2 separate regions of the Mus musculus genome follow, and region 1 is linked to region 2. The links are chromatin loops, found by intact Hi-C in ENCODE. Cell type or tissue: heart. All regions are shown on one strand. Each heading gives the region's core, and the rest is flanking DNA. Links, peaks and the distances in the headings are about the cores only.

The links. Peaks named below come from ENCODE experiments on the same cell type or tissue, not always from the same donor. Only the 100,000 strongest peaks of a DNase experiment are listed, where the experiment ranks them.
Region 1: a loop joins it to region 2, with 4 times the contacts of the local background. A loop is called at or near these places in 9 of 42 quality-filtered maps.

The regions. Positions count from the first base shown.
Region 1 is chr6:48,679,548-48,687,880 of GRCm38, forward strand. Gimap4 (GTPase, IMAP family member 4) reads left to right here and starts at 5,031. Exons shown (of 3, transcript NM_174990.4): 1 at 5,031-5,076; 2 at 7,291-7,362. The coding sequence starts at 7,305. In heart, for the core only: a CTCF peak has its summit at 5,478; DNase peaks (open chromatin) are centred at 2,294, 4,964, 5,474 and 7,794; H3K27ac peaks cover 1,881 bases.
Region 2 is chr6:48,743,332-48,751,664 of GRCm38, forward strand. Gimap1 (GTPase, IMAP family member 1) reads left to right here. Exons shown (of 3, transcript NM_008376.3): 3 at 1-464. The coding sequence ends at 27. Gimap5 (GTPase, IMAP family member 5) reads left to right here and starts at 2,866. Exons shown (of 3, transcript NM_175035.5): 1 at 2,866-3,099; 2 at 7,123-7,171. The coding sequence starts at 7,129. In heart, for the core only: a CTCF peak has its summit at 3,328 (motif pointing right); DNase peaks (open chromatin) are centred at 2,860 and 3,880; H3K4me3 peaks cover 284 bases; H3K27ac peaks cover 1,242 bases; H3K27me3 peaks cover 1,080 bases.

The sequences.
Region 1 (8,333 bases), core at 46-8,045, 64 kb before region 2:
TAGCATGTCTATTGCTGTTGAACTTGTAGAGGTCTTGTTTTGGCATCCACATATTGTTGATGCATCATGGGTGAAGTTTTGGGATCATTTCTAGGAGAAAGGATCTCAGTCACTGCAGATTTCCTGGTTCTGAGATGGTCCCCGGGCCTTAGGTGCGGAGTTTTGTTATAGATGCGTCTGCCGAGTGTGGCTGGGCACCCCCGAGCCCCACTTGAGCTTTTTGGATTGTATATGAACATGAGATGGGAAATGTTTGCCCCCTTTAGCACAGTGTCCTCCAGATTCACCCATGTTACTGCAAACGACAGTTTCTGTGGTTAGTTTTTCTCACCTTTGTCTCAGGAGGTGACAGTTTCCTTCAGGGTCACGTTTCCTTGTCCTCTTCACCTCTTGTCTCTCTTATGCTGTCATCTTCCTTCAGATGTCAGTTCTGCCTGGTTACCTTTCATTTCAGAAGAAATTACAGGGGCTGGAGAGATGATGCAGCAGATAAGACTGTGTACTGCTCTTACAGAGGATCCAACTTCTGTTTCCAGCTCCCAGAGGGGCTGCTCACAACTACCTGTTGCTCCAGCTCCAGGGGATCCAATACCTTTGCCTTCCTCTGGTACTTGCACTCACAGCCCACATAGCCATGGCCAGGCAACACACACACACACACACACACACACACACACACACACTTAATTTAAATATAAACTAAGTAAGTCATTAGGAAGGCAGGCTGGAAGCTCTGTAGTAGATCTCCAAGTTCCACTATAGGTGGGTGAGCAGTCTGTGTGGAATGAGCCGTAAGTGCTGGGATGTGCAAGGCTTTTGTGACATCCTAAGGCATTTTCTCTTCTTAAGAGAAGATGAAATGCAGCATTCTGAATTGAGGAGACTATCAGGCCTACCGTTTCCACTAACCCCAAGTTCATCCTGTAGTAAGCCCAGTTCTTCATAGCTGGTACTTCTGAACTTGAAGCACCTATTGTGCTTCAGTCTCAGTCACTACCAATCTCCAGCCTTTCTGGGCGTGTGTTGGATGTTGATAATGCTGAAGATTTCACTTTTATGCCCTCGGAAGACTCTGATCACGTTAGTAGGTGTGCTGACCACAAGACTGCCTGTGGTACTCAACAGGTGCTACACCACAGTGGTGCCTGGAGTTGACTTTACGTAAGCCAGCTTATCTTGACTTTGAAATCTCTCATCTGTTATTAAATGGAAATAAAACATGGCAGAACAAAATGCACAGAATGCTTTTACAATTACACAGACCCATTCATGGTCATACCTGTACCCTCAATGATATTTTAAATAACTACTGCTTCAAAATAACTAATAATAAAAATATATTTGTGTTTTGTTTTTATTAATAACTTTTGCTTGTTGGCAAGTCCATGCATATGATATACTCTGGTCCTTCTTCCCCTCCTTCTTCTTTTCCTTCCCACCCCCTCCACCCCCCTCTTTCCTAAAATCTTTTCCCTAAATTATGACTTTTTCTTTTGCCTTATATATCACAGAATTGAATAGGGCTATTCATGTGATCATGAGTTTGGGGATATACATTAAAGCCTGGCTTTATGTACCACACTAGTAGGTATAGAACTGGACACTACAGTTCCCCCATCCCTGTCCCCATTTCTAGAATCTGTTTAGTTAGGGGGAGCTATGACATTAATAGTTTTTCCAAGCTGTGAGCTTCCTTCAGATTATTTAAAAATTTTTTACATACATGGGTTTGTTGCCTGCATGTCTGTTATGTGCATGGAGCCCACAGAGGCTGGAAGAGGGCGTCAGATCCCCTGGCATTGGAGTTACAAATGGCTGTGAGCCACCACTGAGTGCTGGAACTACAGTCTGGGTTCTTTGGAAGAGCAGCTAGGGCTCTTGATGCCATCTCTCTAGGGAAATTTTGATAATTTTTGTAATAAATTTACTAAGTATTCTATTAGTAATTTAGGCCATTAAAACTCCATTACAATGACTCTAAAAGGTAGTAACAGTATACACACATCACACTTGCTTAAGACTGAACTGTGAGTGACCAGAACTAAGTCTCTCCAGGTGGAAGGCAGAGGAGAGCTCTGCTTTGGACCAATTCCAGTCCTAAGTGACATCCAGGAAGAACTCTGAGTCTAGTTTAGCAGCTGAAATCTCCTGGAGATCTTCACTTCTCAGTCTCTCTATTTCAAGTACCATCTCATGTCAATGGCAGTGTATACAGCCCCTCTATCTTAACCATTCTGCTCTGTGATATGACATGAGATGAGTAAGACAAAGGTGAAGGGGCTAGCACAGGAAATGTCTGTTGGCAGGAAGGAGGTGTCTCAGGGCACATTTAAAAATAGCTGTTTTACTCTCATTAGAAAGGGTTCCGGGAAATGGGCTGACATCAGCTTGAAACTCACCATTTCTGGAGGACTGTTATGAAAAATCATCTCCGGTCTCTTCACACACACACAAAAATTCGACCAAGTTAGACCAGAGATTTCTTTAAGTCTGAGAGTGGAACTCATGGATTGAAAGAAAATGTCAGTTTATGTAGTATAGAGGGAACACGAAAAATGAACAGAAATTGTTGAGAAAGAAACTGTAGGGCTGGAAGGTGTTACTGCTGACCTGTGGAATCTGTTATAAATGTCTTTCTGGACTGGGACTGTATCTGGACATCTGTGCGCCCAGCATCCCAATTACTGAAGGTTTCAAACATGGGACCCTTCAGTGCACAGGGCAGTACATGGAAAGGTGAGAGGAGGCTTAGAAGGCCCATGGTGAAGAATTGAGGTTTGCCAGGACCTCTCTCAGAACCACCTGGTTGCCTGGTGACTCTGTGCCAAGTTACTAAATTTCACAGATGAACGTGGAAATCAAAGTCACTTCATAAATAGATTTTCCTGGTGGGAGGGTTGGTAATCTGACTCACTCCCCCGCCAATCACTCTTATTTTTAGTTGTGTTAGGGATCCAAAATCTAAGCTCTTTCCTGCTGATCTCTGCTTGAGTAACTCCCCAGAGCGGATGGTTCCTTGGGGCTTATAAACTGTGTGGATGTCAAGTATGCGAAAACAGTGTGGAGATATGAGGACATGAGGTTCTTCTAATATGTATATATGTGTGTGTGTGTATATATGTATATGTATGTGTGTGGATGGAGAGATTGAATAGAATTTGAAAGGAGACTGTCCCAAGTTGAAGAGGTAGGCATGAAGCCTGAAGCAAACAGAGAGAGAGAGAGAGAGAGAGAGAGAGAGAGAGAGAGAGAGAGAGAGAGAGAGAGGTGGAGGGGAGTGAGAGGGGAGGGGGAGAGGGAGGGGGAGGGGGCAAGGGGAGGGGGGAGGGGAAGGAGGGAGAGGGAGAGAGAGAGGGGGAGGTCCTGAAAAAAATCAACAAGTGGAAATAAAAGTGAAATTACACAAGAATCAGCCCCAAAGTAGGCAGAATAATAGAGAAGAGGAGAGAAAGAACAGGTTGGACAAGAAGAAATCTGGTAGCAGGACTGTGACTGTGTATTGTTAAAGAATTGTATACAGTCACATAGTGTGTTTGGATTAGTTCCACTCCAGTGTCTGTCCCCTCTGATTCCTTCTCTAGGCCTCTCCTTTCCTTCCCAACTTCTTGTCGTCTCTGTCTCTCTCCCCCATTTAAGAAAAAAAATCTAAACTCCACTTAGTGCTGTCCATATGTGCAGAGATGTGGAATCATCTACCAACAAATGGGTAACCTCTTAGGGGCAGTGCTCCTGAGAAAAAAACTTCACAACTTCTCTCTCTTTCTCTCTCTCTCTCTCTCTCTCTCTCACACACACACACACACACACACACACACACACACACACACACACACACACACAAACACTAGCAGCAATCAATTGCCCACAGCTCTCCTTAGATAGGGCAAGAGTTCATGAGCCCTTCCCCATCAGCACTGAGGTTTTGGTCCATGCAAATTTTTGTGTGAAATGACCTTGTCATATCCAGCAAATAGTGTTTCACTGCAGTGTTCAATGACTCCAGTCTTTTCACCCCTCTTCTGTAATAAGCCCTGACCCCTGAGGAGAGGAGATATGATATAGATGTGCTATTTAAATCCAACTGTATCATGAATTATATGACATGTAAAAATACCTAAATATCCAAATTAAAAGTAGATTCTAGGGGCTGGTGAGATGGCTCAGTGGGTAAGAGCACCCGACTGCTCTTCCGAAGGTCCGGAGTTCAAATCCCAGCAACCACATGGTGGCTCACAACCATCTGTAACGAGATCTGACTCCCTCTTCTGGAGTGTCTGAAGACAGCTACAGTGTACTTACATATAATAAATAAATAAATCTTTAAAAAAAAAAAAGTAGATTCTATTTATATGCTATTAACAAGGAGCTCTCTTCTCTCTCTTTCTCTCTTACTCAATTATTTCTTTCTCTCATTTCTTTCTTTTTTTTTTTAAGCTCAGCTGCCCAGAAGTTAGTGGCTTCTTCTTCTTTTTTATTGATTGATTGATTGATTGATTGATTGATTATATGTAAGTATGCTGTAGCTGTCTTCAGACACTCCAGAAGAGGGAGTCAGATCTCGTTACGGATGGTTGTGAGCCACCATGTGGTTGCTGGGATTTGAACTCCGGTTCTTCGGAAGAGCAGTCGGGTACTCTTACCCACTGAGCCATCTCACCAGCCCCCTTTCTCTCATTTCTTAAACAAACATACAGGAGATTCAATATCACTGCCAGCCAAGTCATTGTCATTCACATTTACAGATTGTTCTGCCAAACAAGAGCTGACTGACCGTTATTTACTATGATGGACCATATTGCAGTCAACTAAAGTCCTGGTGGTGAAAAAACGTGACTATTGATTTATCACATTCCAAGTGCTAAGTAGCTACCAGCAGCCCATGGGTACCACATGAGATGACACAGAACAAGAGGACTGCAGAACGTTCTGCAGTGCAGCTTGCTAGGAAGATGGGTGGGTCCCTTGCACACTCCTATTTCCACAGTTCCTCCCCCTCGCTTCCTCTCTGCTACTCTGTTTTCTTGGTGTTTAGTATTGTTTCGAAATCAGAGAAGGTCAAAGGACCCAGATTTTCAGGTAAGAGAATAGGGATGGATGATGTGGGTGTTGAATTTGGTGAGGAAGGGGCCTCTCTACTAGCTGTGTCTAGTAAACCTCCTGACAGACCTGCTCTTGGGAATTGTATTCATTGGCTTCTGTTTCCAGCCTGATAATTTTAGGCTGTAGTCCGAGTTGAAGGCTGAGTTCTACAAATTCCTGTGTGCTTCAGGGTTCGCTGCTTTGAGGAGGACACTTTTTCTACAGGGAAAGTATTCCTGCACTGGTCAAAAAAAAAAAATTTTTTTTTTAAATGTGACTCTTCCAGGAAGAGAATGACTGAGTTAGCTTGGAGAGAGCAGGCAGGAAGAAGGCAGGGATGCGGAGGATCCCTAACAGGCTCAGCTTGGCACAGCTCCCCCAAGCTGCCATAATGTTGGGATTAGCACTAGCCTTTATCTTTTTCCTGTAAGCTGCTTCCTAGGGAACCTGCCTCTTGGGGAAACTATTTCCCCCCCGAGTTCTTAGAAGAGCTGAGCTCCCTCCAGGTAGGTCTAAGTAGGGAGGTTATGTTTACTGTGGCTACTGTTCTGAAGCCAGTAGTAGACGTTTGGTCATAGGCAGAGCGGGGATGACTTAGTCAATGAAATCTGCACCTACAGAAACACAGGTCCTGGTTTTACAGATGAATTAGAGTCTAAAGAGCTCCTCTGTCACCCTGTGCCCTCTGTCTCCCCCGACCCCGAGAAAGTTTTGAGAAATTTTCTACCATTGATACTGGGCCTCCTTGCTAATCACCAAATCAAGTCTGTGCTAAGAACCAATGCTTTGTGTGAGTTTGTGGTTTCTTTTTAGTTTATGAGAAGCTGTCTTCCACCCACCTGGCCTTCAGGCATAAAAAGCCTCTTTCAAAAGAAGCATCTAGAGTTCTGCTTCACATCTGTATCTGAGGGCTCCCTGTGTGGGGACTCTGTCCTTACCAAGGAGCATTCCAACCTGTCCTGATTGTAGTTGGCTCCAGAGTTTTCAAATGTGTTCATGTGTATTAGGTAGAGGAAACACTCAAATGAGCTGAGTGTTTCTACATAACTGTGTCTTGGTTAACAGGGAAGGATGGCTGGGTGGCACAGGCCACCCCCAAGCAGAGAGAGGTAAAGACCCAAGAAGGTCAATTTGCTTGTTTAGTAAATTGAGACCCGCCCTTTGTCCAGTGCTGTGTCTGTGCCTGGAAAGTTTCCTGTCACAGAGTCAAAGAGGAGACAGTCATATGCTAAAAAATGATTTCGTGTTACAATCATGTCTTCGATGAGGAAATGCTGCTGTGCAGTTACAGCAAAAGCAAGTGATCTCAAAAGTGGAGTCTCAGGTTGGCACTGCTGCAGGAGAGAGCCATTGGAGAGAGCATCTCAGGAAGTAGAGGCAGAGCAGCCCCAGCTGGGGGATGGGCTGGAGCAGTGCCCCCAGAAAGGGAAAATTCTGAGAAAGCATAGGAGATAAAAGTGCTTCAAGGGTCCTGGGAACAGAGGGGAGGTCAGTGACTTCAGCGAAAGATGTCCATGAAGGAACTTCTGGACCATTCTAATAGTTCAAACTATCCTCTAAAGAGAATCAAAAGCTGCTAGGGAATTCAAGCAAGAAAATGAAAATGAAATTTTATTTTGAAAGTGAGATCTGGTGGTAGAGTTGTGAAGGGACCAAGGAAGGGATGATTGGGCTGACAATGAACAGCAATGGGTCTGATCAACATGAAGGTAGAAACAAAGGGACAAATGAGATTTCTGAATGTAGTCATTGGGATTTGGTGATGGGCTCATGCAAGGCAGGAAACCAAGACTAGAGTAGAGCTCAAAGCTCAGCAAGAGCCATGGTCTGTGTGGTGATAGCATTTATGGAGATGCAGAGTCGGGCCTGGGGTGTGGGAGGAGTGTCAAGGGCTCTATCCTGGTCAGCCTTTGTTAGAGATGCCCACGAAAACCACGATGAGAAGCTGAGCCAGAAGTGTGGGCACCATAGTAGTCATTCACTAGCTGAAGGGATGGAGGGAAACAGGGCCAGCCTGAGAAGGAGCTGGTAGGATTTAAGTTTGTGTAAGGAAAAGAATAGCCTGAAAAATGGAATGTTGAAATGACCTTTTGGGGATGGGGCAGGAGAAATAAAAAGGCTGAGTTTATGGCAAAAAGTTCAGTGTTGGATACAGGAAGTGGGGCTCCAAGTGGTTTTCATAACTTGCCGTGGTCGCTTCTTTATCTGCAGGAAGCCGAGCTACAATGGAAGTCCAGTGCGGTGGTGCGGGGTTCATCCCAGAAAGTTCAAGGAGCAGCCATGGTGAGAAGAGCTGGGATGTGGGGTGGAGTGTAACCAAACTGCAGGAGAAGTGGGGAGGCAGACAAGGAGGGGTGCAGTCCCTCCTGCCTTGACCACGAGTCCCTACTGAATGGGAGAAAACCCTGACGCCGCCCTGGTATTTCTTTTCATTTCTCTGCTTTCCCATTCCTCTTGACTCAGCTGCTCTCCCACTGGTCCAGAGCTTGACATAGCCCTCCCTTTCCTCCTCTCCTTCTTTTCCCACTCTTGCTTGTTTTGACATGGGCTTCCACACACACTGTGGCCCTGGTCAGCTTGGAATCTGGGACAGACACCCTGCTCCTGTCTCTCCAGTGCAGAGTGATGGGTATGAGTCACCATGTCTGCCTTCAGCACAACTTCTTACTTCCTCTTTCCTACAGGCAGAAAGGCTGCCATGGCCTCTCTGCTTGTGGCCTTTCTGGTCACATCTCTGTCCTTTCCTGAAGGAGAATCGAGAGAAAGCAATGTGGGGGTCATTGGTCCCTCGTCTGGCTCCTTGCACCCATCACCCCCATTCCAATCAACAAATGAATCAGGGTGCCATTGAGCTTCTGATCCTCTTCCCGCCATGTTCATTAATGTCAGTTGAGATTTTGCTCGTTTATCAAACTACCTTACAACATAGTAGCTTAAAACATCAGCTCTTTCTTTGAACCACACCAGTTAAAACTGGCCTGTGACTCATGCTCCTGCCAGAGTGCCAATACGCTCACAGATGCATCACTCATGTACCTGTGGCAGGGTAGTTGTTCCCCATCAGTCTTGACAGACTCACAGACAGGTGTGTGTACTTCAGGGCTTCTTAAACACTTGCCTCCAATGCTGCTTTTTTCTCAAGAAATTTTTATGTGACCCTAGGTACATACATATATAAAATAGGCTTCTGAAATGAACTTTTGATATACTTACTGAATGGCAGTCTTACAATTTCCTATTATACATTTACAATA
Region 2 (8,333 bases), core at 311-8,310:
GGCTTTGGGGACCAGAATAACAGATAAAGCTGGTGTTAGAAGATGTTCCGTTTTTAAAAAAGAAATAGTTAGAATTCTGCTCAGAGCTTTAATGATTCACAGTGCAGTGACTTGGCATCAACTTTGCTAAGGTTCTGTTGTGTGAGGAGCGGGTGTGGCGGCAGTACCAAAGGCACCAGGGACTGCAGCTAAGTCTTATGGCTTGCACCTGACTTCCTCATACACCTGAATATAAGCCACAAACATCATGAGAGCTGCACAGGTGCACCAGGATACTGGTGAATCCATTTTGATGGAGATATGCCCCTGCTGCCCTGATTAGCTGAAGCTGCGTGCCTGGTGAGGTGGCGTGGCCTGCTGTGGGTGGATGGGAACTGAGAGTATATAAGAGTGAGAGGCCCAGGGTTCGGGGGAGATATAAACAAGAAGAAAGATGAAGACTGAATAAACTGCTGTTAGAAGGACTGGTGGTCGTGTCGTTCTTGCTGGTCGAGAGCTGACGCGACACTGTTGTGCTGAGTCTCTGTTTTAACTATATGCATTCAGAGTTTTAAAAATACAAAACGCTTCCTTCAGACATTTCATCATCCCTGTGGTCCATCCTTCCCTTAATATAATGAAATACACCCAGGAGCTTGTAAATGGGGGCAAAAATCACAGCGCAAAGAGAACACACATTTTCTTTTCCTCTTTTTTTTAAAAATAATGTTCTTACTTATTCCTTGAGAATTTCATATATTTTGATCATATTCTCTCATTTTTCCCGAGTCCTCCCAAATCCTTTCCACCTCCCTACTCACAAAACCTCATGAAGGCTGCCCTGAGGTATGCATACACCCAGTGTCACTTCATTGAAGAAAATTGATTTTCCTTCTCCCAGGAGCTATGGTTTGTGACTAGCTCCTGAGTGGAGTGGGACTTTGTGCCCACAGCCTTTGGGGGGATTTGTGTCGCACTTGCTCAGGTGTGGTGAACACGGTCACATCTACTAAAACTCATGTATGCACCTGCCCTGTTGTGTCTGGAAACAGTTTCCCTAAAGTCATCCACCACCTCTGGCTCTTACGGTCCTTCTGCCCTCTTTCCACAGAGATGAGATGAGCCAGCCAGGGATCTCCTTCCAGTGTTCACACCAAAGCACAGGGTCTAAAAATTGACTTCATTAATTAACATCAATAATGAGAGATGAGTCACCGCCTATCTTCAAAAGAACACTTGCCATGACTTTTGGAGGGTTTAATTTGTTCCTCTGTAAAAAAGATATCAAAGGTTCTTTTTAAAAAGAATTGTTTCAAGATGGACTTGATTGCACATGTCTGCTAGGAGGCGTAGGCAAGAGGAGCAGATGTTCCCCTCCCAGGGCCCTTGGTTCAACTCTTAGTACTGGGTGGTTGTGGTCTTCATGGGGTGATGTGAACTCTGGTCTCTGGCAGGTTTCTGAGAGACTCTGAGCTTTTCTGATGAGTTAAGAACCAAAGGTTGAATAAAAATCAAAATGGGGGAAAAAATCTCTTCAATGGGACAGAACCATCACTCGGAATTCTCTTTTCCTTTCTTTCTTAAAAATAATAAAAAAAATAATGATGATGATGATAATAATGAAACCCAAACCTCTTAGGACCTTTTGTTCTCCCTCTTTGCCTTTGCCTTGAGATGTACATCTTTAAAAAAAAAACAAAAAACAAACAAAAAAAAACAAACAAACAAAACAAAACAAAAACAAAAACAAAAAACTGTTTTGAGTTGAAGAGTGGGAGGATCTTGTGCTCACAGCAGCCTCTCTTTGAATTGCAAACATCCAGAACCTCCCTAGCACCCTGGGAATGTAGGGATCTAGCTTCAGCTGAAGCCTGACTGCAGGGCCCTCTCGGTTGCAGACCTTCCTCTTGCCCTAAGGACATAACAAGCTCTAGCAACTAGCAGGCACAGCTGGTCGCTACTGAGTTTAAGATAAAGGACAGAGACACTAATAAAGGATGCTGCTACATCTTCTTGAGGCTAAGGCTTTTTATTAGACTGACTCACACAGTGGCTTAGGCTGGCTTCTAACTCAAGGCAATCCTGCTGCAATCCCCTGACAAACTAGGATAAGAATAAGCCACCATGCTTAACTTCAGTTATGTCTTCTCTTAAAAATACAAGCAGAGGGCTTTATCTACCTAGCTTTAAACTAACTGTCCTTCCCTCCTTTCATCTCTCTTCCTTCCTCCCCCCCCCCCCCCACTTTCTGTGCAGTCTCTTAGAATGTCACCTCCCTAGACCCCTTGAAACCCTAGTGTTCACAACAGAGAGCCAAGTATACTTTCCTGACAATAGAAAGCATCATGGGGGAATTCTCTGAGATGAGAATCACCTTGCATAAGCCAGCACTGTGTATTATGTTCAAGGCTTAAACTTAACAGGTACAAAGGTAAAGAAATACTTCACCCTGCCCATCTGGACATTCCATAGGCGAGAAACTGTACAATGACCACCTATGGCTGTGTCAACAAATAGCAAAGAAGGGGTAGCCAGTACCGGGTCTCCTGTCTGAGCTTAGCTGCTCTTTGAGAGGGGGCAGTCCGGGTTCTCCGGGGCCAGTGCTGCTTTTCTGTCCCTCTTTAGGAGTTCTGAATGCAGAGCCTGTGACATGAGACCCCAGGAGCTTGGGGAAGTGCAGATGCTCAGCTTGGGTGCTGATGGGGAACCTGGGACGCAGCACTTTCCAGCCACACATGGGCTTTCTTGAAAAGGGTGGCTGTCTTCCACTTCTCAGGCTCCGAGAACTGTGCCCTCAACACCCCCTGAAGGGGAAATGAGTAGGGCCGGGAGGCTTTCCACAGGAAGTGGTCATTGACTAAAGCAGTTTCACTGTGTTCTGGCAAATGTTCAAGGCCTTTCCACCTACCCGAGGGGATATAGTCTGCAGGGCAGTGTGTATTCCGTCACCATGGGCTTTCTTTTCCTGCCTTCGGACTCTGGATTCATGGCTCTGCATGTAGCTGTTCTGTGAGAGCACTGCTCAGCAGGCACAGGCCCACCGCATACCTGTAAGGGTAAAGAGGAACCCGCCAGGGCGCTGACAGCCGCTTGGGAGCCAGGGAGCCGCTGTGCACTCGGGTGAGCTTGGTGTGTTGGGTTTCCTGGACAGTGAAAGAGCAGTGAATTGAGGGTCGGCGACAGCATAGAGTGGGACAGAGCCCTGAAATTTCCATGCCATCATCCCTAGGCCCTAGGCTTTCCATCTCACCATCTGCGCCTTTCTGAAACCCTCAGTTAACAAAGGTGATGGTTTTTTGATGGAGGAGTAATTAAAGTCCGAGCCACAGGCTTTCCCAAGCTCCCCCAGCAGGTGGAGCACATTTCTTCATTTTATCCCAGACTCCCCAAAGCCTACTAGGCCAGATAGACCTCATCTGAAGGAGGGCAGGATGAGTTCTTAAGGCTCTACAAGCCAGAGTGAAACCTCTATGTTCCTTCCTATATGGTCTAGCCCTTCCCTGAAAGACAGGTCAGTGAATTCTACCTTAGAATCTTGTCTGAAAACCACCCCATTCTTCATGGCCAGGTATCCCACACCTTCCCTTAACATACCCCAAGAAGCTGTGGTATGTTAACAGTATTATGTTTTAGATGTGTATGAACACCCTCGTTGTCAGCTGAACTTTACAGTAGAGGGTACTATTTCCAGGACTCTTGCCTACTAACCTGCCCTGTGACTCTTAGTACCTGGACATAAAGGAACAGGGGAGGGGCAGATGGGTGGAGCAGATGCGAGTGAAAATGTTTGTTTTGGTTTTAGTTGTGTGAGGAAATACACTGGTGCCACTGGAGACTTGTGGAGATCAGAGGACAGCTTTCTGAAGTCATTTCTACCCTTCTGCTTGGTGGAAACGGCTTCTCTCTTGTTTCTGCCACACCCTGGGCTAGCTGGCCTGACAGCCTCTGGCTGATTCTCCTATCTCCACAGGCTGCCTCACTGTGTATAGTGCTGGGATTACAGAAGCAGGCTCTGGTGCTCAGAGTCAAGTCTCCAAGCTTGTGCATCAGGCGCTTTGCCCTAGGCGTCCTTGTTGCCTGCCGGTACTTAACAAGGAAGACAAGAAAGACTCTCTCAACTTCCTGACTGAACTGTGTCCTCATTGCTTGGTAAAATAAATTGTCCTGATAAGCTGGCTTGGCTGTTTTCAGACGAGAATGAACATTTGGGTTTGTGCTTCTGCCTTCTCCTTGAGTAATGCCTTCCTGCTGACCCTTGTCAGTTGCCACGGCCCACACACTGCCCACACTGGGGAAAGTTAGCAGAACTTTCCCTTTGTAGACGAACTCTACCTCCACTCTGTCTGCCCACAGTTGTGTGCTCTGCAGGTCAACAGTCACATCTCTTCATGTCCATCACACCTCCTCCCCTTCCCTCTGTTTCTAGGCTGTTGACTGACTTCTCCTGTTTGATCTGTGACTCATTTTAATGTCTCTATCTCATTACCCTGCTTCACCTCTGTGCATTTGCATATTTAGTCATATCTGCCAACTAATTTGTTTCTCAGTGGAACATATGTCCCCTGTGGTATGTCTGATTTCTCAGAAAATAATTCAGAAACTTCCCTGCTAATTTTGCTGAGTTTGGTTATGACAGTCACACTGCACACATGCAACTGACACTGAGCACCAAGTTGGGTTCAAATTGAAATCCTTCAAAACAGAACAGATGCCTCCCTTATCTTTGAGTAATTATTTTTCTCCATTGGGTATTTTTGTTTTATAAAAACATGAACCTAGACATAGAAGTACAGTTCTCAGTGTTGGTTTGGGAGAAAATTACAGCAATCAATACCCAAGTATGTGTCCAAAGTATGGGGCCAGCAGCAGCATATGTGGGGTTCCAGGAAGAGAGGATTGTAGATTTATTGCAGATGATCCCTCCCAACTCCCCACTGACTATTAAATCCAAAAGAAGACACAGATGAAAGAAGCCATTTGGGGAAGGTTTAGCTATAAGGCAAATATGTGACTCTGGGGAGGTCATGTAACTTTAATAGAAATGCCAAGGGTCTGTCAATAACAACACAGGGGACACAGGGGAAGATGGTCACACAAGAAGCCTGGGAATGAGGTCTGCACCCAGGACGGTCATGGTGGGGAAATTCAGCTTCATCCCCACTGACACTGTACCTGGCACCTTCAAATCCAGAAAATTAGTAGAAATGATGCTCTATAATTTGAAGAATTTTAATAAAAATCTGTATATAGTTTACAGTAGTCAGAATGGTGTGTGAGAAATAGCCATGAGAGGGCTGTTCTTCTGTGGGAGCAAGGAAAGGAGGGAGAGAAGACCAGGGAAGGGAAGGGAAGGGAGGGGGAGGGGAGGGGAGGGGAGGGAAGGGGGGGGAGGGGAGGGGAGGGGAGGAAAGGGAAGGGAGGGGAAGGGAGGGGAGGGGAGGGGAGGGGAGGGGAGGGGAGGGAAGGGAAGGGAAGGGAAGGGAAGGTAAGGGAAGGGAAGGGAAGGGTGTGAGGAGGTGGACAGGCAGGGAAGGAGAGAGAAGAGGAAGAGAGGAAGAGAGGAAGAAGATGGCCTTAAGATATTCTGACAATGTGAAAATAATTGATAGTTTACTATGAAGAAGTCACCCCCTCAAAAAAGCTGTTTTTTTTTTCCAAAATAAAATTGTGAAAGACAAAATAACAGAAACATCCAAATATAACACACATGCTATGAGGTGTTGTAAATCTAACAACCAGTCCTATGTCCGTAAGGCTGATTAAAACAGAGTGTGCCATCATGGAACAGCTGTGGAGATTTGGGGATTTTTTTTCCCCTGAGATCCTGGGGCGAGCAAGAGCTGACTTACCTCGCTCAGGGTGAAGCCTGGTCATATCCATCTAGCTAACAGAAAATCTGTGCTCTAGGTGAACTGTTCAACAGGAGTGCTGAGGGGTGCCTGGGGGGACTATTTTACAGCATTCTTTGTTGTGAAAAGCAACAATTTCAGAGCAGTTTAGATGTCAATAAAAAAATGAATAACATTGCAAAAATGACATTTATGTAAAGGTTTAACATGAAATTTTCTAAGCATGTATATGCAAATACATATAAAATACTTACAACATGTAAAAGCATCAAAATACTGATTGCTGTGAAGGCCAGAATGAGAGAGCGAGACAGAAGATTTGGGAAAAGACAAAAAACCATGAAGTACATCTGTGATGTTTTAATTTTTAAATCAGATCGTGCAACGACATGGGAACAGCAAATCAATTATGTTCATTGCAAATGGTGGCCATTTGTCTTTATTCTGTTCAGTTTTTTTTTTCCATGCACATGTTTCCAAGTACAACTATGTTTTAAAACTACAAATGTTTAAAAACTAGATGACTAACATGAGCCAGAAGTTCACCCAGGGGCAGTTGGTGTCACAGACTAGCCCTTCCTGTTCCATGTTTCCATTTTATCATACCAGAACCATTGAAACAACATTACAGCCCTGTGCACAGACTATGTATGCCATGCTCAATCCAGTTTCTTGCTGAATGTTCTTAAATACAAAGACTGTGGTCATTGTTAAACCAGGACCTCAGAGCCAGGCAGGGAAGACGCTTTGTCTGACCGCCTGACCTCCTTCCTCTCAGGTCAGTCCTTGGAGAAGTTGCCATACTCCATTCGTTCCTCCCAGGGAAAGTATGCTGGATGGCTTCTTTGCCAATGGTACGTTTTCTGGACATGCATGGTACTTCAAACAAATCAATGGTATTCACAGCAGAGCAGTTATTTTCTCTAGTCGGGCAAGGTCGTCTACACTTGTTAAGTTTTTGTTGTTGTTTGTTAGTTTTTTGTTTGTTTTATTCTGGTCTATTTCTTGCTCATAGAAGAATGCTTCCCACAGTTTGTACTTTCAGCTTGAGGAGGGAGTCAGTTCCTCTGTAGTGAACATTCGCTTTCCTGGGAGTGAGAGAAAACAATAGCAATAGCACATTGTGCCGCCTCACTCCAGCTGTTACTTGCAGATATTTGAAAGTAACACATAGGTCGGAGAGTTAGCAATGGAACTGGCCACCCAAGGAGAGTTACCCTTAGTTATCTGAGTCGAGGTGCCTTACCAGTCCCCAAATGGATCCGACTTTAATTCCTTCCCATTTTTGTTCCAGAAGAGAATGGAACACCTTCAGAAGAGCACATATGGAACTATAGTTCAAGGTAAGAAAACACCAAGGTCCTAAGAGATTGAGAACTGGAGGGAATAACTGTTCCTTGTCTCACTCCAAAACAGGTGCAGAGACTCAGTTAAGATCTAGGGGAATAAAAGGCAACTGGTATTTTTTCCTCATGTTTCCAGTTCTATTATGTCTAAGCTATTGGGGTTTTTTCGTGTATACAGATGCGCACATACTCACATGCATGTGCACACACATGTGCATATACACACACATACTTGCACATACACACTCCTCTGTAACACTGTGGAAGCTTGTCTTTGACACTCATTCAGAGTTAGAAGGGCCTGGAACTTAATTGTGACAGTTTCTTCATCTCCTCTCAGTTGCATACATTGTAAAAAATCATTTAAAATGATTATTTCATTAAAAAGACCCCCCCCCCCCATTGCGTCCCACTTGACCAGCAAGAAAGACGCAACAAACCAGAATCTTCCGCGGCAAGAGCTTTATTGCTTACTTCTCAGGAAGATCCCGAACCGGGAAAATGGCGCTGCTTTTATAACCCGCAGCGTGACATTTCAGCACCTGATATGGCGTGACAGCTCCTGATTCGTTGCTTGCCCATCACCCCACTATTACACCCCGAGAATGGGAGTGACTAGGAGTGAATTCACTCTCGCACCTGCGTACAAGGCTTGTTTACTAGTTAGGCACAGCGGAGGCCCGCGCCATCTTATAATGGCGATTGCTCGCGGCACACACGGCTCTCCTCAGAGATTACTGGCGGCATGCATGCGATTGCTCGCAGCACGTACCGGCTCTCCACCCCCCCCACCCCCCAGGGCTGGCGAGATGGCTCAGTGGGTTAAGAGCACCCGACTGCTCTTCCGAAGGTCCAGAGTTCAAATCCCAGCAACCACATGGTGGCTCACAACCATCCATAATGAGATCTGTCGCCCTCTTCTGGTGCATCTGAAGACAGCTACAGTGTACTTACATATAATAAATAAATAAATAAATCTTTAAAAAAAAAGTGAATGAATATTTAAAAAAAAAAGACCCCCCCCAGAAGACTAAAGGAAACAAAAACAAAACAAACCAACAAAACAACAACAACAACAATAACAAAAAACCCAGCACAGTATAAAAGGAATAAAATGTTTGCTTTCTGTGACAATGAAACTTGAACTGAGGCCCTCCTG